2 separate regions of the Homo sapiens genome follow, and region 2 is linked to region 1. A link is a loop called in an ENCODE intact Hi-C map of the cell type or tissue named here. Cell type or tissue: OCI-LY7. All regions are shown on one strand. Links, peaks and the distances in the headings refer to the core of each region. The heading gives the core; the rest is flanking DNA.

Region 1 (11,932 bases), core at 1,217-9,216:
ATAAATAGACAGCAACCAGAGCGTGAGCTGGTTAGGAAGGCATTTCACGGGGTTGGACAAGGGAACGTTGTTTCAAAAGCAACAAGAAGGTGGAGATAAGATGCTGACGTTCATTGACCTGCAAGTAATGTGAATGTGGAGGAGATTATGAGTAGAATGTGATCTTTGAGCTGTTTTGGATTTCTCATGAGAGGTGAGGACCGATCCGTACTCAGCCTTTTTCCCAGCCCAGCAGGGACATAAGGGGTTTACTGTTTCACCCGAGAGGAAGCCACCAAGCTGCAGGAAGAGCAGAAGGCTGGAGAGCCAGGGATGGGTGCAGACCCGTGCCTCCAAGACACTGGGGAGGGCATTGCACCATGGACCCATGCCTATGTGCTGGAGGTGCCAACACCAACCTAGAGAGAGGGTGGGGAGAGTTCATAGGCTATTACCTGTAAAAGCATTGAGCAAGTTGCCTGGGATTCAGACTCCTGACATATCATTTGGTACAATTTTCCTCTTTTCGAGCCCTGCAGAAGTTGAAAGACAGCTCCCATTAATATTACCCTCTTTCTTTGGGCATCCAGTGTGACCATTTTAACCCAGTGACTCTTAACAAGGCTGTTCTGGTACCAGAAAGTTTTTGATGCTTCTATGTCAAAATGGCCTTGTCAATTTTTTTTAAATTGCTATTCTTTTACCAGTTAATGTTCATCCAGGTCTCCTGGACATTTCAACCCATTCCCCACAGTTATGTTACCACAGATATTGCCCTGTATTTTCTATATTTCTTTCATTTTTCCAATTCCATTTTCTACATCTTTTCTTATTTTTTTTTTATCAGTAGCTGTCTCTTTTCTTAACATGTGATTTGTCTAGATTCTTATAAGTGGGCATTATTTTTATCATCAAAAGATGGTAAATATCTTACAATAAATAACACAACTGTGCTGTGGTCCATGCTTAATGGACTGCTACCAGTTCAATAGCTTTTTTCCCAGGCGGCGTGAAGCTGAGAATGAGAGGGTCCGGAGAGAGAGTCTCCTCATGTCCTCCACGATCCAGGAACCAGCAGGACAGCTCTGCGCCAGAAGGAAACTCCTCAATTGGAATCTTTGAGCTACCTTGTGCCAGCTGCATGGCATTGGATCAAGTATTGAAACTCTGCTCCTCAGTTCCCTCACCTGTCAAATGCGAATGAGAATGACAGTGAGCTCATCAGTGACTGTGAGGAGTGAAAGAGGTGAACCAGGTGAGACACCCAGAGTGGCACCTAGCACGTCACAGCCATCAGCACACACACAACCCAATACGGCTGACAGATCCAAGCAGCCAGGAAGGCACAGGGGCCCTAGGAAGGTACAGCCATAAAAAGGAGTGAGGCACTGCTGCACATGCCGGGAGGGAGCCTTGATGAATGTTGGTAAATGAAAGAAGCCAGGCACAAAAGACCACATTTCATATGATTCCCTTTATAAGAAACATCCAGGCCAGGTGCAGTGGCTCACACCTGTAACCCCAGAACTTTGGGAGGCTGAAGCGGGTGGATAACTTGAGGCCAGGAGTTCAACATGGTGAACTCTGCCTCTATCAAAAATACAAAAATTAGCTGGGTGTGGTGGTGCACACATGTAATCCCACCTACTTGGGAGGCTGAGGCGGGAGAATCACTTGAACCCAAGAGGTGGAGGCTGCAGTGAACTGAGATTGTGCCACCACATTCCAGTCTGGGTGACGGAGTGAGACTGTCTCAAAAAAAGGAAAAAAAAAAAAAAGAAAGAAAGAAACATCCAGAATAGGCAAATCTATAGAGATTGAAAGTAGATTTCTAGTTGCCAGGGGCTGGGATGGGGATGGGGGGCTGTAGAGAGTAATGGGAGTGGCTGCTTAATGGCTATGGGGTTTCCTTTCCAGTTTCATGAGAGGTGAGGACCAATCCATAGTCAGCCTTTTGCCCAACCCTGTAAGGGGCTTTTCTGCTTCATCCGGAGAGGAAACCAGGAAGCTGCAGGAGAAGCCCCAGGCTGGAGAGCCAGGGAACGGTGCAGACCACTCTCCCCACCCCCACCGCCTTCGGGGCATCGTGGAGGGCGTCCTACCGTGGACTCGCGCCTATGAACAGGAGGTTTGATGAAACATTTGATTTGATGAAAATGTTCTGGAACTAAATAGTGGCAGTGATTGTGTGGCATCATGAATGTACCTCATGCCACCGAATTGTGCGTTTTAAAACAGTTAAAACGGTAAAAATATGTCATTGGTACTTTATCGCCAAAAAAGGGCAGAGATCAAATGGACACCATAATAATTTCCATTATTAAGCAGCCAATTCTATATCTTGATTATAAATCCATGGACAAGATCCCTGGAATACAACAGGAGAGGTCAGACCATCCTCAACACAGATTACACCACCGCAGGCCAATTCACACAGAATGAGCACAGGCCTTCCTTCAGATGACCAGTGGCGGTGCTATCGTTAGCTTTGCTGCTTAACAAACCTCTTCAACATCCAGCAGCTTAAAATGATGTCCACTTTAAGAAGCCCACAATTGTGTGGGTCAGCTGGACTGTTCTGGTCTGGGCCAGCTTGGCTGATCTCCACTGGGTGCTCTCAAATGTCTGTGGTCAGTTGGTGGGCTGATGGCTGCTGAATGATAGATTAGACCCTCCCTCTTATGCTGGCATTTGGCTGGGGAGCCTCAGCTGGGAGGTCTGGTATCTGCTCCACATGTTCTGTCATCCCTCAGTGAAGCTAGCCTGCATCCACAGAGCAGCTGGGAGGGCTGGTCTCTGCTCCACGTGGTCTCTCATCCCCCGGTGAAGCTAGCCTGCATCCACAGAGCAGCTGGGAGGGCTGGTCTCTGCTCCACGTGGTCTCTCATCCCCCGGTGAAGCTAGCCTGCATCCACCGAGCAGCTGGGAGGGCTGGTCTCTGCTCCACGTGGTCTCTCATCCCCCGGTGAAGCTAGCCTGCATCCACAGAGCAGCTGGATGGAGAACCTGAAAGGCACCTGGAGACCTGGGCTCAAAATACCCCAGCCTCATTCTGTTGATCAGAACAAGTCACAGACCCATCAGAGTCAAGGGTGGAGGAAATAGACTCCACTTCCTGAAGGGAGGGGCTGCAGAGAAGTTGTGGCCGTGCTCCAGTGCATGCTAAGCCCCAGGTGCCCGGTTCTCTGAAGCCTGATTAACCCCCACTTTATCCCTATGTCCTACCACCCTTCTCACCTCTGGGGTGAGCTCGAAAGGGGGTGAGACGCAGGGAGGTCAGGGTGTCCATGTCACATGACACTTAGTAGAGCAATATAGCTGAATATATCATGGCTTGCCAAAATATCCCCATGTCTAAACAGCTGCATTAAAGGAACCACATCAAAATATCTTCCCTGGTTTTTGGTGTGGTTCCAGATTTCTTTTTGTTTCAGAACTAAATAGGCCTCCCACACTTTCTTCTATCTGGGTCTGGTAACTCCTCCTCTTGGTAGCTAACGGCAAGGCCTCTGGACATTCAACTGGGTTGGGAGTGGCAGGGGGCTCCATGCAGGTAGGAGAAATCAAGTAGGCAAAGAAAGATACAGGAGCAGCAAGAGCCTCTATCCAGAGTGGTCAGAAGGTGCAGACTTCTTGCCCAGAAAGGTGAGTCGGGGCTTCATGGTGAAGGGCCTGAGCCTGTGAGGGTAGACAGAGGGACTGGACACCAGTGGAACAGGGATTCCTGGAAGAACGCAGCATGCCACGGCCAGGGCTGAGCTTGGGAAGAGTCAGCAGCAGCACATGCAGGCAGAGGCAGTTCAGAGAGATCAGAGGCAGAAACGAGCCGTTAGGAGGCTGTGGACGTGGCCCAGGTAACGGAGACTTGAGCAGGGATGGTGATGAGACGTCACAGAAGTAGAACTGACACAGTTCGAAGACTGATTAGACGTGAGAGGGAAGAAGGCAGTGAATGAGGAGGGAAAGGGAAGGATGACAGAGAAGGCAATGGCCCCAAGCCCATTCGAGGGGGCCAGGAAAAGACAGTTCCGCAGAGAAGAGAACAAGAGATGGGACGTTCCGCTCAAAGTTCTAAGACATCGGAGCATGGGACGCTGCAGCAGTGGGGTAGGGTTGGGGCCATGGAGGGAGGCCCCTCAGGCAGAGGGATCAGGAGGAGCAGCAGGGCCCTGCCCCATCTGTAACCTGGCCAGCCCTGTGGTCAGCTGTGACACTGAGGGTCTAAAGCCCAATTTTCAAGATTAAGCAATAACTGTTCTTCCTCCTAGGACATGAAAACCTGTCCAAGAACCAGGCCCGGTTCCTTGCCTGCTCTCCCCAGCACTTGGAGGGCTCCACGGTTGGCCGCAGCTGTATCACTCACAGCAGATTTTACAAGCCTGTCCTTCTGCCAGGGCCCTTTCAGAAGTGAAAATAGCTGGAATCAGCCTGCTTTCCCTAAACCATGAAAACATCTCACTGTACCTCAAGCTGCGACTTAGTGCTGTGTCAGCCCACACCCCAGCACACTTCCTGGAGGAACCCGTCCGAGCAACCTCAGGAGGGTGCACTGAGGACCCGTTCTGCACACGTTTAAACGCAGGGTCGGATTTTAAACAGGATATCCAGCCGGAGACGAAGGTAACTGTTGTCTTGGTCACTGCTAAGAAGCACCTGATCGTGCAAGACATACCGCTCATGAGAAAGAAATGTTTTCAACTCTTTGTGGCACCCTGCTGGGACAGGCTCTGCCTGGTCATTCCATCCCAGGGGTGATTAACCATCCCAGTGTTAGGGCCTGGGACTTTGCTAATGTGCTTTCAGGTCAACCACAAACATATTTCTAAGATTTCTTAGCTAATGGTGCATTTGCGAGGTCATTCCAGGCTAAGACCAGGAGGATTAAAAGATCTGATTCCTTCCTGAGGCTCTTAGTTGTAAAGGACCAAAGAAGCCGTAAAACAAAGATTTATTCAGTTTCAGCCGGCCAGTTCAATGGCGCAGCCCCGTAAGACCAGGAAAAAAGAAACATCTGGCCAGAAAAGTACACTTGTTTACAAAAAAAAAAAAAAAAAAAAAAGGCTTTAAGACTCTTCTCCAGCCTCACCAAGTTCTTGGACTAAAATTAGGCTGAAAATTAAAAACAATGTCGAATCTGAAGAGTACAAGGCAAATACAGGCAGGAGAAAGAACATCTTGTTTCTTCCTTATCCAGCTGCCTCTGGCTGGGGGTCCCCCGAGCACCCCGGGGAGCCGCCCTGCCCTGGTAGGTAGCCCCCTCGGGGACCGCACAGCTGTGGTGCTCCCTGAACAGGTGACGGATGTGGCCTCTGCTCCAAGACCAAACCCTTTTGTGGGGGAGGGTGTTTTCTGCAGAGGATACTCAGAGAAGGGAGAGGGCCGTGTTTGGCTGCTCCTGATGATAAAACGCCACTCTCCAGAGCTCAATGTAAACAGCGGTAGTGCTGCTGGCACTAAGATACTGAGGCGGCCCGTGCTGGGGGATGGGGTGTTGAGGGACGGGTACATCTTGAGAGGCGTGGATGACAACTGTTTTGTAAGGAAGGAAGCCTGTGCTGGCAGTGAGGCTCTTGGCCTCAGTCGGGAAACTCAACTTCTTTTCCAGGCCTGCTATTGACTCACGGAGGACATGCAGGCCAAGCTCTCCTTGCTCAAGTTCCCCCTCCATCCCCCACCATGTATGCAATGGCAGGCGATGGGAATCACAGGACTCAGCCAGTGCCTTCCGATCTCCCTGGGATGCTAAAGGGATTAATGGGTCAAGGTTGGAAGATGCTTTGAACTTCTTGGCACGGAGCTGCCTCCAGTACAGTAATTAATAAACCTCCCCAAAGAGGTGGATTAGGGTCACAAGTCACCCAGAGGCTCAGGGAATAGAGCCGGCCAGGCTTCGTGGCTGGGTCGCAGGAGCGGATGGGGAAGGACACGGCATCTGAAGTCTGCACCCTGTGTGCAGGCAGCCGTGGTGCCAACAGATGTCCTTGGGTTCCTGGGCTGTGCCTGTTAACAGCCCAGACTTACACCTGTGAAAAAAGCAGAAATGAAATCCTGACCCCAGAGCAGAGCAGAGGCAGCCGCCCGACGTCACCCCAGTTAACGGTGAAGCAACATTCGTGGGAGTTGGAGATGACATTTCTAATGGCAAAGAAGGTGCTGACCAGACGTTTAACCACGAGTAACACTGTCCCTCTGCCGTCTTCAGCGTGGGCCTGGAAATCTTTGACAAACCTTGAGCAATCGGGACCTGGGGGTTCCCACATCCCATCAGAAGGATGACATTTCTGGAAACCTTGTACCGGGGGATACCAAGTGGAGAAGATCATTAACTGGGGCATAAACAAGTCCCTGAAAGTCTCCTCAGCATGTTTTCCTCCTCTGTAGGGTGGTGGGGCTGGACTAAGCGTGGTGCTCCTGAACCACCCAGGCATATGTCGCTTACCCCTCTCCATGGTGGCAGCGCCTGCTTGTGGACGGTGACCTTTCTGCTGTCCTCCAGAGCCTGCAAAGCTGTTGGGAACTTGTAAGTCCTGATACCTTGCTGGCCTTGAGGAGGTCAGCCATCACAGATAAGCAGAATGAGGCATGACGTGAGCCGGGCTTGTCTGTGACTAGGTCCACACGGTGCTCCAAGACTGTTCCTGCCCACACATTTCCAGCGCTTCCACGTTTTTCCCAGGGCATCTCAAAATTCCACTCCTGTGCCACCGTTCATTCAGGCAGGGACACAGAAGCTGTACTCCCTCCACCTGAGGCTGTCTAACCATGGGCTGGCCTGGCAACTGGCACCTGGGACCTGATGCTGTGCTCTCTGCACCCTGGTTTGCACCGAACACATCTATCCAGCGAGTCTTGGGCTTTGGTTCCTCAGGGAGCCTTTTCAGATGAACCTCAGCCACGGTCTCATCGACAAATCCCTCCTAAAACCCTCTACCGTTACAAAAGGGGCTACTCCAAAAGGGGCTGTGGCCTTTGGTCCACAAAGTTCATGCCCACCCATAAGGCATACCCAGCATGCAACTCCCCCTCCTCACGGCCACCCCATCCATGGCTCTGAGAGGTTCCTCGCCCTGCCCCAACCAAAATGTGTTCACATGCATAGAAAGAGCATCCAACGAGGATTTCTGATTTGTCCTAAATATCTGGGTGTGTCCTGCCCCCTTATGATATTACAGTCGGTGGGTGCTACCCTTCAGCTGCATCTGGGGGCACAGGCATCACTAAGGTTGGGGTCTCACTGCACACTCTATGCACATCAGCACCAAGTTTGGCCCATTAATCCCCCACACCCTGTGAGGTAGACATCATCACCCCCATCTAACTTAGGGACCCTGAGGCTCAGAAAAGCTACCCAAAGTCTCCCAGCCATACATGTCCAGAGTCTGGACATGAACCCCTCCTTATAACCCGAGGGCACACCCTTGCCACCGGCCACCTTCTCCCCGACCTGCCAGTGAGATGGCAATGTCTGCCCCTCAGGTTCCTCCAGCAGGCCCACAGTGCTCACTCCACCCCTCACATCCTGACCACTGCCTTGGCCTCCCGCGGCCTCCACTCTGCTCCGCACTCACACACGCAACCCCGCTGACCCTCGGCACCCCATCTCCTCCTGAGACTCACATATTAGCTTCTCACAGGACGGCTCCTGTGGTTGCTCCTCATGACCTCATGTGTCCCACATCCAGGCCTGGGGCACTCACCAGCTCCTGTAGCCTCCATCTCTGGGCAGGACGGTGCCATCTGCCTGGTCACCAGAACTTGCTACCTCGGTGCCACCTTTCCCTACCCACTTCTCCCAGCCCACCCCATCCGCCATGTCCACACCCATGTGATCTCCAAGCCTGCCCCCTCTGCCTCTTACCATCCCCAATCCGTCTTCTCCTTTCCATCCCAGCTTCTCACAGGAATGACCATTTCCCGCTCCCCTACCCTGCCCCCAGGCCAGTGCCAGAGCAGTCCATCTCAAATGCTGTATCTGCATCCTCTAGTAGGCACCCGACCCAGGACCAGGAGCACAGCAGTTGGCCAGCACTGAATGAATGAGGGCATCTGCTGAGTGAATCACCACGTTTTCTCCTCCCAACACCCAGTGGCTGTATGACTGTCCATACCCACCAACAGCACACAAGGTTCCCTTTCCTCCACATCCTCACCAACACTTGCTGTCTTTCATCTTTTTGATAAGCCATTCGAACAGGGCAGGTGATGTCTCACTGTGGTTTTAATTTGCATTTCCCTGATGGTTTGTGATGACAAGCATTTTTTTTTTTCATAGATCTGTTCACCACTTGGATGTCTTCTTTTGAGAAATATCACTTAACATGTGGAGTCTAAAAAGAGTCCTAGAAGTAGAAAGCAGAATGGCGGTTACCAGGGGCTGGGAGATGGGGCAAGGGGAGAAGGTCAAAGGATACAAGATCTCAGTTAGATAAGACATATAGGTTTCAGTGATCTATCGCACAGAATGCTGACTAGAATAAATACTAATGCATTGTATATTTCCGAATTGCTAAAAGAGAAGATTTGAAATGTTTTCACCACAAAAGAAGATCGGTATGTGAGGTGAAAGATTATTGATTAGCTTGATTGAAACATTTCACAATGTAAACATATATCAAAACATCAGATTGTACCTCATAAATATATAATATATACAGTTATTATGTGTCAATTACCAAAACTAACCAACAGCTGCGTTGCCCTGAAGGCGGGGCCTGGATCCTCAGTGTGGCCTCAGGTACCCCCGTGACCTGGCACCTGTCTCCCTCACCCTCCCCTCCACAGATGCTGCCTCGGGCCCCCCCAGATTTCCCCGTCTACTGTCTACCTCACACACCACGCTGCGCACGCAGCTCCTCTGCCTGGGGCCCATCCTCACCTCCCTGTTGCTGTCCATCATCCTTCATGCCCAAGAGTCCTCCCCACCCCCACCCCTGCTGTGGTCAGTTTTGTGGACCTTCCTGAAGGATCGCTCCTCCCCTGTACCGACCTTGCCAAGCAGGTCCACACTGCACACTGCCTGGGACCCGGGCTAGGGACCTGCAGACTGGAGGCCCTCGAGGGTGTGCGGGCGTCCAGGTCCCCGCCTGCCTTCCCAGCAAACGGCTAGTGAGATATAGCCCAGGGACAAAAAGCAGAATCCCTGCCCCCAGCATCCCACAGGCCCTGGGAAGGCCCTCACTGCAGGTCTCCGAGCTGGAGCAGGGCTTTCTGCCTTGGCTGGCTGGAGGGCCAACAAGTGCCCTTCCTTTGAAATCACTTTGTTTATGTGTGTTAAAGGCCAATGTTCTCCAGTTATCTCTAAGCAGTTTCCATCTTACAATGAATTACTGCTCTCAAATGGAAAGGCCGGGGGAGTGCCAGCGTAGCCCAAACGCGGCCCAAATCGCTTTGCCCTCTGAACTGCTTGTTTCAGTGTTGGCCTCAGCAGCCTCCTCTGCCAGGTCTGCGCGCTGCAAAGTTCATTTCTAACGTTGTGATGCTTTGGAGAGCCACAGACAGCTGCTCCGCCTGGCTCCTGCCCTGGGCTCCGGGGGCTGGGCCTGACCGTTCTAACTAAGTGAGTGTGGCCGAGATCGCCTCATTGGCGCCTTTCTCACTCATCTGTATTTTCTCCAGTCCTTTCCAGATGCATTTGCCACGGCCCTGTACAAGGGTTGGAAGGGGAGAGGGAGCCATAAATCATCTGCCCCACAGTCCTTATGAAAATATTAAAAATGCTCAAAATAGGTGTGGGCGGAGGCCAGTGAGCGGCAGGGCCAGCCCAGGGCAGCGTCACGAATAGGAGCTTCCCAGGCCGAATCGGAGCTCCCCGAAGGCTCCATCCTCGTAAATCAGCCTGGCCTCCGCTTCTCGCTGGCACTTCCCGCTCCGGCTTGCACGAGGGTGAGGGGGCTGCTGCTGGCCGGGTGGGATAGGGGCCTGGCTTAGCCTGGCCGGACACCCGAGGCCACAGACCCAGGCAACCCCACACCCCACGCACAGTCCGGGGATTACGCAACCTCGTCTTGATGTGACCAGAGAACACCATGTACAGGCAAAGCCCAGCCCCTCGGGCCCGCAGAAGACAAATAGCAGGGAGGAAGGAGCATAGGTGCTGCCCCGGGCAGGTCCGATTTTCCACCATGGGCCTCGGCTGCCGGCGAGTGGCCATGCTGGGGGGCTCGGCCCCGCACGTATATGGGGTGCTGGCAGGAGCTCCACGTGCTCTGAGACATCCCCCCTGGGTCTTGTCAGACTTCATCAGGGTGAGGCGGCTGGTGGGGGAGGATGAGAAGAAAGGACTTGAGGGTGGGGATTTGTGCCTGATTCCCACTTAATCGGGATAAGCTGCTTGGAGAAAATGGGCTGTTATAATCTCTCCTTTCATGTCTGGCCAGGAATGTTGCTACTCTACGCAGAGGGCGGCATCCAGGCTCCTAAGCCAGCTCAAGAGAGCCCAGGGGTCAGCTGTCCCAACATGACTCCGGCCATGGCTGGGGAAGGTCTCTGCCAGGAGAAATGGTACAAGTGGAATAAACAAGGAGGCAGCCTGCAGAAACAGGCCTGCACCACACCAGCCGCCAGGAGCTCTGTCTGCATTCCTGGAGTCGGAAGCCACCAAGAGGCAGGGCCCGGGCTTCAAGACAACGGCTCCTTACCCTCCGCATCCTAGACTCTCCTCCTCACACAGCACAGAGGCGTTTGAGCTACCTGGGACCAGCAGGTAGCTGTGCCTGCCAGCCCTCAGGGCCCTGACACAAACCCCAGCCAGCAATGTGCCTCTTTTGTAAGAGGGGACTTCCCAAAGAGCCTCCCATCCCTTCAGTCCTGATGCCTAGTCATGCCAAGATCCCAGGACGAGGGGGGTGCGGAGGCTGTTTGGAGTCTGTGTGACAACCCAAGCGTGACCCCCAGAATTGCAGCTGAGTGGCTGTGTGACAACCCAAGCGTGACCCCCAGAATTGCAGCTGAGTGGCTGTGTGACAACCCAAGCGTGATCCCCAGAATTGCAGCTGAGTGGCTGTGTGACAACCCAAGCGTGATCCCCAGAATTGCAGCTGAGTGGCTGTGTGACCCTGGCACGTGGCTGATGTCCTCATCTCATGTGGCAGGACGAGTAGATGCACACACGGTTGAAAGTTGGTCATTTCAAGGCCAGGGGCAGTGGCTCACACCTGTAATCCTAGCACTTTGGGAGGCCGAGGCGGGTAGATCACCTTAGGTCAGGAGCTCAAGACCAGCCTGGCCAACATGGCGAAACCCCATCTCTACTAAAAATACAAAAATTAGCCAGGTACAGTGGCAGGCACCTATAATTCCAGCTACTCAGGAGGCTGAGGCATGAGAATGGCTTGAACCAGCGAGGCGGAGGTTGCAGTGAGCTGAGATCACGCCACTGCACTCCAGCCTGGGCGACAGAGTGAGACTTCATCTCAAAAAAAAAAAGTTGGTCATTTCAGAAAGAGTGGACTACAGATCAAATCCAGTAGAGTTCCCCCCTCTAGACCTCACCTAAGTCAAATTTGCAGACACAGAGGGCGATTGGTGTCTCTCAGGAGCAGAGGGAGGGGAGGATGAGTTAATGTTAACAGAGAGAGTGTCAGTTTGGGAAGACGAAACATTCTGGAGATGCGTGGTGGAACGTATGTGTACTTAACGCCACTGTACTGTACACTGAGAATGGGCAAAATGGTAAATCCCATGTTAGATATATTGCACCACAACAAAAAACTCAAAACAAAGAAAGGGTGGACTACACTTATATATAAACACGACCTTGTTTGCAGAATTTAATTCATAATATATATAAACTGTGTAAAAATTGCATAAACATATTTAAAGTTTTAAACATAACAAAAACAATAACAAAGATTGAGAAGCTGGGTGGTGTCGGGGCGAGTCTGAGCCAAACCTCGTCTTTTCTAGTGTGTTTTGTTGGGGGGTACACAAATGGGTTTAAACAGCTAAATCAGCA
Region 2 (11,932 bases), core at 2,142-10,141, 89 kb after region 1:
CATCATCAAATGACACCATGAACTCCTCAAGGGTCTACCCATTGTTTTAACTTACTGCCCAAAAGGTACTTCTCATTCGAATAGCCCCCATTCTACAGTCATCTCTATCAATCATCATGTCACTTGATCATGACATCGTTCTAAGCACCTGTAACATCCCAGACCCTGTCTGAAGCACCAGGAATGCTGGGTGAGCGGGACAGAAGGGACCACAGATCCTCACGTTGCCTTATCAAGTTTAGACTCTAGTGGTCCCGATGGCTGATCTCATGACATTCAAATAGGAGGCGATCATTTCCTTAAATACAAACACGAGATTGTCAATAGTTAGGATGTGCTTATTTTTCCTCCAGGGCATAAGATTTTTTTTCTTGTATGTATTTCATATCCCTAGCTGGAGAAATATCAAAAGAATCTGAATATCACCATCTGGAAGTTGTGCCATGGACTCCAGTGGGCAGGATTCGAGCTGGGATTCTCTTCTTCCTCTAGCAGTGTATTTCTTCTGCTTAAAATGAGCACAAACACATCTAATTCCCTAATGGACCAACTCAGACCTAAAAGTCTCTTATTCTTTGCCCGCCTTCCTCTACCCACATGGATTCCTGGGATTCTCTAAATGCAGATGGCAATGGGGAGGGCTGGGGATTCCCATCAAGGATATTTGATCATCGGTGACTTCACTTAACCAATAAATCAAACGTGTTGAAATACACACATGTCAGAAATGTGGTATGCTGTTACTCACTCAAAAGTCTGTTGGTCTGTCTTGGTTGCGATTGGGCAATGAAGCCCTAGGGACTTATTTCGGCTTCAATAGTCTGTAACCCTCAATCAATATTTCGTTAAGTGTCAGTATTCATTCCTAGTATTTCCCCAAGTTTAACTTGTTCCTTTTGAAACGACTGGTATTCTTATGAGCCAGAAGACTGTTATTTGAAAATGTTTCCTTTTTTTTTTTTTTTTTTTTTTTTTTTTTTTTTTTGAGACGGAGTTTCACTCTTGTTGCCCAGGCTGGAGTGCAGTGGCACGATCTCGGCTCATTGCAACCTCCATCTCCCAGGTTCAAGTGATTCTCCTGCCTCAGCCTCCCGAGTGGCTGGGATTATAGGCACCCGCCACCATGCCCAGCTAATTTTTGTATTTTTAGTACAGACGGGGTTTCACCATGCTGGCCAGGCTGGTCTCGAACTCCTGACCTCAGGTGATCTGCCCGCCTTGGCCTCCCAAAGTGCTGGCATTACAGGCGTGAACCACCATGCCCGGCCAATGTTTCCTTTTTTAAACCTTCATTATATATCACTTTCACATTTAGAACTCTCTTCGCCTCCATCTAGAAATATTTTCGTTTTCTCTGGATGTGCTTCTGTCTCCCGCTGGACAAGCCTGGCACTCCGGGAAGAGGACCCTGTGTATCACGACACCTGGCACACAGAAGAAGCTCAATAGGCACTGAATGATTTTTTTTTAACATTGAAGTTGTTTTTAGCTCTCCCCTATTAGCCGTTAGTTAGCAGTTCACATTGTATGTGGAGTCTGTATTTATAATATAACATTAGTTCTGCCCTAAAATTCCACAGGACAAATTCCATTTGGAAACGTCCTCTAATTGTCATGCAGTGGTTCTGTTCAAACTGCGGGAACATTTCTAAATCCCACAGCTCTAACAGGCTGCCTGCCCATTACAGAAGGAGACTTCAGGCGGAAATTCAAAACACTTGCTACTGTGACATCTGCCCAGCAGTACTAATTTACATCCATTTGTATTTATTATTGTATAGTTTGGGATGTAATAAGATGCTGCCATCACCCCCACAAGCCTCTGGAATACTGAGGAGTGGTATTGCATGTCATGAAGCACGCAGGCTCTTCGAGTTTGACCTCTGCTTTGAATTCCCACTTGACCCAGGATGAGGAAGTCTGACTGAGCAGCGGTTTCCTCATCTGTAAAATGGGTATAACACCAGCACCTATCTTGCTGGATTGGCACCTGGAATAAATGAGAAAGCACAGGCCAAGCCCTCCAGCATTGGACACAGTCAGCATGTAATTAATGCTAGCTCTTCTTATTAAATTCCTTTAGCTTAAAGACAAAGTAATCAGAGACACTTACAGAATTACAGAAGAGTTTATCATGCCGTTCTCTTTGAGGAAAACAGTTAAGCAGTTTTAATCCATTTTATAATAATGTCTTACATAATCCTTACTCAGAGCTTTAATCAAAAAGGTTGTCTTTTAATAAACAAGATTCACATTTAGACTCTGTCTACACACACAAGCCAGTTTTAAATGTCACCCAGATTAAGTCAAACAACCGATAATTAACAATGTTTTACATGTAACTGGTTTTGTTTGTGGACCCAGTCCTAAACATTTTTTTACCAAGTAACCTTAAATATGTCATCAGATGGGTTTTTAGTAGACATATCTGAACCTAATTTTGTAGCTTAAAAATAGTATATTTTATTCACTTTTTTTAATATTAAATATGTAGGATATTTTAATACTTGGCCAATTCAAGTGTTGATAAGTAACATCTGTCAACATTTACAATATTATCTAGCTCAGTTATCCAGAATAAACTGAGAATCTTCTGGATTTTTAAAACAATTCTCAGGCCCTGATTTACTAGGAGAGTTTGGGAGGACCTTTATGCAGACAAACAACTCATAGTTTAAGTTGGCTTCCGCTCCTTTCTAACACAAAGATAACCGCGAGGTGGAAAAATATCACTTTGTGAAAACGACATCTTAGCAAAACAGATCTGTACAAGGCAGAACTGGACAAAATATGTTGATTCACATTACCACTGACTTATATCAGACATTCTATCATTTTATCTGCCTCGAGCATTTATCAAAGTAAACTGCTGCAGAGTGCAACTGCCTCCTTGTCGGCCGGGACAGGTGTTACCACATCTATCGCCTCGCCTGCTTGTAAATGGGGATAGCCCGTTCCTACAGCTAATCCTGGCAACACAAGCTCACCTTCACACAGCAGGATTGGGAGGCTCTGGAAGGTTCTAAGGCCAAAGACAGAGCCAGGTCTGCTTGGAAGCCATCTGTGATCCCCGTTCCTACCCCTCCACCTTGCTCATGCCTCCCTCTGCAGCGACCAGCCTGGCACCAAAACAGCACCTGCCAGGGGAACTTGAGGATTTGGCTGGCCTGGGGCTAGAGCTGTCCATTCCCACCAAGAGGAAGAGGCCCACAACCCCAGTGGCCTCTGAGGCCAGCAGAGCCTGTGGTGCCACAAGGGAACAGCCTGTGAGCCTGTCCTCCACTGCGCCCTGCGCTTCTGACTCAGACTAACACACCAGGATTTTCCATTTCAACAGCAGTGTCTGTGGTCCTCTTTTCTAAGTGAAAGAGTCCAAGCTAAGGTTGGCTAGAGGGATCCTTGCAGCTCCGGAGCAGGTGTAGGGCTGATACCAGCCCTCTGCTGTTATTTGACAGCTTGCAAAATGTACAAACTGGCCAGATACAGGTGTGTGCTTGCATGTGTGTGCATACACACACATATCTGAATATATATGTGTGTGTATCTACACATCATACTAATAAACTAATAACTTCCATGGGCAATAAATTTTCAAATTTCTTAAGGATTCAGATAAGGAGAATGTATATAATCAACACATTAATTATTATGCATACATAAACATACTAATACTCTTAATACGCCCTTTGAAAAAATATATTCAACCAGCTTAATTTTTCTAATTTTGTTTTTGTTAAATCCTGTTTTCTTATTAACTATTGATTGCTAAGCAGCAGGCAGTGTGCTAAGTATGTTACCTGGATTATCTGGTTAATCCTTCCAATAGCTACACGGTGAAGACACAGATGTCCACATCTTCTGCAGATAAGGAAACTGAGGGGTAATAATAAATAATTTGCACAACACAGCACAAAGCTGAGGAGCCAACACTGGACCTGACGAAGTCCCATTCTGGAAGCCAAACTCCCAACTGCTAAGCTCTGCTTGAATTCTCATTGAGCATCTCGCTTCTTAAAAGTTTCAACAACTCAGCAGTCTATAATCCAACTCGCCTTCTCCACAATGCCAAAAGGTAGAAGTGACACTTTCTTTTTTTTCTTTCTTTTTTTTTTTTTTTTTTGAGACAGAGTCTCATTCTGTCACCCAGGCTGGAATGCAGTGGCGCGATCTCAGCTCACTGCAACCTCTGCCTCCTGGGTTCAAGCGATTCTCCTACCTCAGCCTCCCAAGTAGCTGGGGCTACAGGCACACACCACCACACCTAGCTAATTTTTGTATTTTTAGTAAAGAGGGGGTTTCATCATGTTGGCCAGGATGGTCTCAATCTCTTGACCTTGTGATCCACCCGCCTCGGCCTCCGAAAGTGCTGGGATTACAGGCATGAACCACCAAGCCTGGCAGTGCTTTCTTATAAGGGAGGTGCTTTCCCTATCCATGAGGGTATTTAGGGAACCATATAAAAATATATATGTAAGTTGTATAATGGTAATTGATAGACATAACACAGTTAGTTAAAAATGGCGTCAAACAATAGAATAACTACTTTCCATCCTTCATAGATTCAATACTCATTTAGCTGAGGTTTATCATTGGCCAACATCAGGGTTGAGCTCTGGGAGGGAGAATAAAAAGTAGTAGGCACCCTCTTCTCCCCAAGAACTCACACTGATCATACAGATAAGATGTGTGTGGTATAACACTTGCTTTCCATGAAAATAAATTGATTAATCACATCGAAAATAGAGGAACAAATAATGAAAGTGTTTCTTAGGGCAAAAAATAAGAGCGCTGGGGGTTTTCATACCCTAAAGGTAGTCCTTTTTCTAACAACCAAAGAATTGGCCATGTCTACTCCTGACATATAGCCGTCCTCCTTTGCTACCAGGAATAAACAACAATTTGACTGAGCCAAATAGCAGATGCAATTTTGCATGAAGCTAGTAATACTGTTTATGCTTTACTATTTTTAATATGCTATAAAAACTATTTGTCTTTTCAAAAAAAAATTTTTTTTACAGATTTAATGCCACTGCCTTAACTTTAAACCAATGGGGTAGACATTTCTCCTTCTCTTTTCAGGGGCAAATTTTGGAATTATTTTAAAATCAGTCTGATGCCTCACACATCACGGCTGCTAAACTTGGGTATTTGTTTTTCAGTGCAATGAGCTTCATGCTGAATACTGATTTGAAGTGTGGTTCACCACACAGACTTAAATTGTCCTTCCCACAACTTTATCTGAGAAGCATGACAACGGTGACAATCACAGGACTAGTTTTATTGGGTAAGACTATTCTATGTGCAATTTATTCTGACAGGCTCCACAATTTTTAAGTGCAATTAAATCCTAAGAATTTGCCCAGAAAAAAAAAAGTCTACCACTTTTTAAAAAAAATTTTTTTTGAAGAAAGCAGAAAAAACAGTTGAATTGAACAACTAATTACTAACTGGTTGCTCTCTTGAAAAAAAAAAAAAGATATTTGACAGAGCCTCAAAATCGATTTCATTATCTAGACAGGCAACTTTCTGGGTCTGAGAAAGAGAAGGCTTCCAGGAGGTCTGCAGCCACCTGCTTCAGCCACTGCTGGTATCCACATCTTCAAAGCGGAGGTTTAGCCACACCCAGAGGGGGGAATAACACTTGCAGAAAACAACGCTCAGAAATTGGCGTCACCTGATTCCCCACAGCAGAGCAGACCAGCTGTCTCCTGTACAGGTGGAAGCAGCTTGCACGCTTCCTGCCATCCGCATGCTCACTCCTCCCTCACAGTCCCAGAAATGGAATCCCAAGAGGCCGCTCAGGCAAGCCAGATAGAGCCACCCATGTGATCAAGCATTCAGGGCATGAGGGCCCCCACTACCATGGCCCGGAAAATACATGCATCAACATGACTCATGTCATTTGCTTGCCCTTGGTGAATTTCACGTTGCATTTCTAACCCGAAGCTAGGGTCGCGATTGTCTGGGGCGTAGAGTCCCTACCACTTCTAGGTATTCCACATTCCCAGTCTCTATTCAACAAGAGGCTAGGCTGACACTGAAGCAGCTATCCAGGTTATTCTTCAGAAATCAGATATTTTTAAAGTGATGCCAAGTTACACCTAACATCATAGAATATTCTCTTCATGTGAACTTAATTCAGTAGAAAACATCTTCGGCCAGACACCTGCAGCTGGCATAATCTGGCTATCTGGTGCCTGCTGCTCCCTCTACCCTTGCTGCTGCCCCGACCTGCCCCATACCCCAGCCCCCATTGGGGTCGACGGTTTCCCAGAGATACTCAGCCTTTTGGTGCTCCTCTCTCCTCCTGGTATACCCCATGCATTAAGCATTGATCCTCCCATCTTGTGTGCCCCCAAGACATCTACCACTGTTAACACTAAAATGGCCTTGCCTGTCTCACCCAATTTGGCTCCGAACTCATTGAGGACCACCTTACACACTCCCCAGCACCTCACACAGTTACTGGTACAGAGCAGGCTCCCGGGGATGTTTGCTGAAGGTCTTTTTTTCCCTTCTGAGCTGCTAAAACAACAGGCATTAAACAGTCACCTGGGCCACATTGTTGCTGTGAAATGTCCTTCTCTGCAGATCGTAAGCCCCGTGACGTGATGGCAGAAACCGCGCCCTCCTTTTGTGCCCTAATACCTGGGCCAGTGCTCTGGGCCTATTAGATGCCAATAAATGTTTCTTGAATAAATGAATTAAAGACAATACTGATACAGACATCCTGAGAGAAAGCCGAAAAGGTCTAAAAATGAAGGCATTCCAACATCCATGTGCACAGAACATTGGGAAAGCTGTCCATCAGCGTCTCTCTTTTGTGACTTCCTATTAAGGTGCTCCGCAGAACTTGAACTGACCTATTGCAGTACAGCACAGTACTAGGGACACAGGCCAGGTGGAAAGAGATTACTTCATCTGCTTGCCATGCAAAGCAGGGCTGAGGATCCGAGGCCTCAACATGGAGAGTGGGACCCCAGGGCCCTCACCCCTCCCTTCTCAGGCCATTTGTTCCTTTTTCCTGGATGACCACCTCCCACCTGTCACCCCCTGCCTTTGCCTTCCACTTGGCCAATGCTAAATCACCCTCTCAGACTCATCTCAGGTACCACCTCTCCAAGGACGCGTTCCCTGACCCCTCTGGGCCTGGCCTGGTGTGAATGCATACTATACTGTTACCCTCACTGGACAGAGACACTCTCTTCCTTTTTTTTTTTTTTTCAGACAGGGCCTCACTCTGTCGCCCAGGCTGGCGTGCAGTGGTGCGAACCTCCACCTCCCAGGTTCAAGTGATTCTCCTGCCTCAGCCTCCCAAGTAGCTGGGACTATAGGTGTGCTGCCACCACATCCAGCTAATTTTTGTATTTTTAGTAGAGACAGGGTTCCTCTATGTTGGCCAGGCTGGTCTTGAACTCCTGACCTCATGTGATCCTCCCACCTCAGCCTCCCAAAGTGCTAAGATTACAGGTGTGAGCAGCCACGCCAGGCCTGGTCACTTCCTTTCTGAGTATCTCCACCGCTACTGAGTGAGGACCTTGAGCAGTGCCAGGATTTGCTGTTGCTCCTGCCTCCCACCCTCTCTTGAATCCTGCTCCCTTTCCCCCTGCCTGGGCCTTTGCCACTTCCCCAGATTTTAATTATGCAAAATTAAATAGCTGCTTCATAGGCGAACAGCTGGATACAACACCTTGCAGTCTTCAGGGGAAATGGTGCAAGCATAAAAAACAGGAAGAGCAATTTAAGATTAAAATACTGCTTTGAGGCTGGTGTGGGCACTGTCTCCAACAGAGGCTGACACTTGCCTGCTGGATTTAAACCTGCCCATGGTCAGGCATCAAGCCCCCCATGCCAGGCCTAGGGGAGACAGAGGAGGTGAGATGGCCACACCCTCAGCCACCTTTCCTACTACTTTTGGCAGCTCCACGATTGGCACCAGAATGGCACTTATTGGAGGGTTTTCTCCCTCGCAGCCCTCCTAAGAATCGCCTGCTGCCTTTCCTCCTACCCATTCTAACCCTTCAAACCCAGGGGATGCTGGGCTTCCGACCCTCTTCCCCTTTTATAAGTGTAAGGTGCTATCCCTGGGAGGCCAATGCTGTTGGCTGCACACTTATAGAACCCCAAGTTATTTCCAGGACCCCCTAAAAATGTGCAATGCTGAAACAGGACTGTTTTACTTTGAGCACCAGATGAATTCTGGAACAGTCAGGTGCAAAACTGAATCCTGGCATGGCGAATCATCTTCCCCATGGCTTCCATTTTAATTTCAGAAGTGCATTAGTGGAGGCTGAGAACTTGCATCCAACACAACATGAAATCTAATGAGGAATTCCGACATTGCCTGAGAGTGCACACAGCCCATGTGCATTTCATTTGCCTGTATGTGCCCTATAAAAAATTCAACCACTTTGGGAGGCCGAGATGGGCGGATCACGAGGTCAAGAGATTGAGACCATCCTGGCTAACAGGGTGAAACCCCGTCTCTACTAAAAATACAAAAAATTAGCTGGTCGTGGTGGCAGGTGCCTGTAGTCCCAGCTACTCAGGAGGCTGAGGCAGGAGAAGGGCGTGAACCTGGGAGGTGGAGCCTGCAGTGAGCCAAGATCGCGCCACTGCACTCCAGCCTGGGCGACTGAGCAAGACTCTGTCTCAAAGAAAAAAAAAAAAAAAATTCAACCAAATTCAAACGCACCATCTTTTATAATAAAAATCTCTCTAATATTTAAAATGTACATCATACTCCCATTTAAATCACAATGCTTACTATTTTTACCCAAAGTGCTTCTATTTCTTGAAAGAGCTGATGTTTACTAGAATTGAACATGGGTCATGCAAGAAGCACTGAGTCAAGATTGGCTGGGACTGCGGAATCCTCTCTCTCCTGCAGGAATCCCATCCACACGCTCCTGGTTCACTTTCATCATCTGAAGGACCTCTTCGTACCTAGATTCTACTTGTTATGTGCAGTTTATTTTGGTTCTAAAGGTCAGAGGCAAATATTAATAAAGGCATTTGCAGCCTTTTAAGCTTGGAAGATATTCCTGGCAGGGCGAGGGGCAAGACATGGCATCAGAGGTCATTCACCATCCCCGGCACTGTGTCCCGCCGGCCACAGGACCCCTGCATTCACTCCCTTACCTAGTAGTAGGATATATGGAAATTAGCCTGGGAAATGTTGTATGTTAGCATAGTTCATGTTTAATATACTAAAGCATGGCCTTTAGTCCATAAGGTTTTATGAATTACCCGAACATATACAAGCATTCTTTAAACAAATAACACTTAAATACCAGAGCGACAATTAAAACTGACCAATGGAAAGGATCTGGAAGGCCCTGGAACAAGTGCCTTTTCTTTTTTGTTGTTTTTGGGTTTGTTTGTTTTTGAGGGAAACAGGAGAGGCTCTGAAATCCAAGTCTACGGTCTCTTACATGAAAGTGCAAAACTCCAAAAAGCTCTAAAAACCAAAAGTTGTTACTCAAATTTTGCAACCCACCCTGACATGCGGATATCTAAGGTCTTCCTGTCACTCCACTTAGAGTGACCATTCCTATGTTCACTATCCAAATGCCCATGCAATTGGGAAGAAAGGAATCCCAGGCTGGAGAAGTCTAGAATATCCCATTACAGTCTTGATACTGTATTCATTTTCTATTGAAAGAAAAAAAAAATCTCAATTCTGAAAAACATCCAACCACGCAGGTTTTGCAGACTGGTACTATTAGAGTCTGACATAAACAGGGGCCTGGCATGTAATTAAGTGAGAAGGTACCCAAGCTACATTGAAGAAGGACGGTGACTCGCAGGGTTAAAACTGAGAGCCTGGCTCTGATCCAAAGCTGTGTTTAAAGACGTGCAAACATACCACACCGGTTCACCGATCATCAGCCGAAGCTCCAATATCAATTCTGTGTTAAACCATCAATCTAAAGTGGATATTTTTGTTATTTTGTTTATCTTTTTTCCCCCATCAGGACACCCAGTGAACCAATTTCAAATGACACCTGAACCTACATATTTTTCTTAAACTACTGAACTGGAACAAAATCAAAACATCAAAATATTCTCCAAAAGTGGCGGGAATGGAATCGGGATTTCATTTCGGTTTAAGTCCCAGGTTGAAAAGACACAAGATGGTCAGGTCATCTCATGGATGGAAAGAGCTTAAACCACCCACCCATTTTTGAAACCTTGACCTCGAGAAGAAAGAGAGAAAGCTTTTAAGTTTTTAAAACAGCTGGAAAATCATACCATCTGTGCATTTTTACCCAGCCATACTCCAAACCCAGCTCTCTATTTTATATACCTGTTTTTTTCTTGTGATTATCTCACTGTTCCTTGCAAGAATGAGCCGATAATTTGATACTCCAGAGGGAAGTTCAATTTCTCAGCTGAAGATGAAGACTCAGGGGTGGCCTCCTTCAGGAATTGTAAAGTTCAGGGGAGAACGGCAATCCATTTTTATATGCTAATACTTTGTATTTAGTTAATTTGATTAAGTGGTAGGAAATGATACCTTGCTCGTAGATGGATCGTTCGCACATTTGCAGTAAAACCTAAATGCCAAATTTTCCTCCTTCAAGTTCTTGAGAGAGTTATTTTCATCACTTTCATTTCTTCCTGTACCACAGCCATTGCTCATCTCTTTGTTCCCTGAAGAGCTTTAAAAGTAGCTGTGTTCATGTCATTTTTATCTTGTTACTTTAATCATGTGCTTATTGACAAGAGCGGAATTTGTCATCCTCTTCCAAGCAAGCCCTGTCACCAGTTTTTCAGCGTGATTCAGCATAAGTCATGCTCCCCTGAGGAAGGGACACTAACCCAACCCACCCAGGAACACAAGGACGTCACTGGAGAGGAACTTTTCCCAAAATCCCCAGGACCTGCCTTGGTGCAGGGCAACTTCAAAGGAGAGGGTCTTGTGTGACCAGGAACAGATAACCTGAGGAGGCATCATCCTTTCCAGGAGCCTTCGCCATGACATGGCAGCACTGTTAGAATGTCTTGTTTGTTTCTCCAGAGTCTGTTCCTTTTCTTAGGCAAGTCCAGAATATCCAAAGCAGACAGAACTGTTTGGATTTCTGGATTTGCTTTTGTTTGTGTTTTCTCTACTTTCTATTGCAGTCCAACTGAGTCACATTCATTTTTTAAACAACTTAAGATTCCATGTCATTTAAATAGTGTTATGTTGTTTGAGAAAGTCCAGTGGCAGGTCCGGTGAGTTCAGTGAAGAAGCATGCCCACTGCTGGCCTGTGGCTTCGGTGAACGGGTGCATTCTTTTTTTTTTTAAGACAAAGTCTTGCTCTGGCACCCTGGCTGGAGTGCAGTGGCACTATCTTGGCTCACTGCAACCTCTGCCTCCCAGTTCAAGTGATTCTCCAGCCTCAGCCTCCTGAGTAGCTGGGATTACAGGCATGCATCACCACGCCCAGCTAATTTTTTTATTTTTAGTAGAGACAGGGTTTCACCATCTTGGCCAGGCTGGTCTCGAACTCTTGACCTCAGGTGATCCGCCCGCCTCCACCTCCCAAAGTGCTGAACGGGCGCATTCTTAACTGTGTTTCTCCTTCCGACTTGCTGAAATATGAGTGATTTATAACTCAGCATCCTATTGACTGACGGATGGCCTGGTTTCTGTGTGCTGGGTGCTGACAGAGCCCCCAGAAGTGCGTAAAATGATACTTGCTCACCAGGGGTTCCCATTATTTTCTCCTCAACCAGAAACATTCCCAGAGACATGCCACACAGTGAGAAATAAACATGGTGCAATAAAACACAGACGGTACCGCGAGGATCCTCTGTGAGGAGCAAGAGGTGGAGACAGTCCCAGGGGAGTCCACAGTGGGTGGGGTCAAAGTGGGTCTGAGTGGTGATGGGAGAGCTGGGTCTGAGAGGTGCCATCTGGACAGGTGGAAAGAAGGGTGGAAG

What was found. Peaks named below come from ENCODE experiments on the same cell type or tissue, not always from the same donor. Only the 100,000 strongest peaks of a DNase experiment are listed, where the experiment ranks them.
Region 2: it touches region 1 in a loop (5-fold over the local background); 2 of 110 quality-filtered maps call a loop at or near these places.

The regions. Positions count from the first base shown.
Region 1 is chr14:101,355,207-101,367,138 of GRCh38, forward strand. It overlaps LOC107984697 (a long non-coding RNA gene), which reads right to left and starts at 9,187. Exons shown (of 5, transcript XR_001750892.2): 1 at 8,966-9,187; 2 at 8,130-8,318; 3 at 914-1,166; 4 at 435-512. RefSeq lists an enhancer at 235-1,434. In OCI-LY7, for the core only: no CTCF peak of the experiment used is centred there; DNase peaks (open chromatin) are centred at 4,545, 5,305, 5,975, 8,175 and 3 weaker places; H3K4me3 peaks cover 5,843 bases; H3K27ac peaks cover 7,050 bases.
Region 2 is chr14:101,443,588-101,455,519 of GRCh38, forward strand. LINC02314 (long intergenic non-protein coding RNA 2314) reads left to right here. Exons shown (of 2, transcript NR_135240.1): 2 at 395-728. Among named protein-coding and RNA genes, the nearest start is that of LINC02314, 7.5 kb to the left of the region's middle. RefSeq lists an enhancer at 10,092-11,291. In OCI-LY7, for the core only: no CTCF peak of the experiment used is centred there; DNase peaks (open chromatin) are centred at 5,664 and 7,704; H3K4me3 peaks cover 1,791 bases; H3K27ac peaks cover 3,580 bases.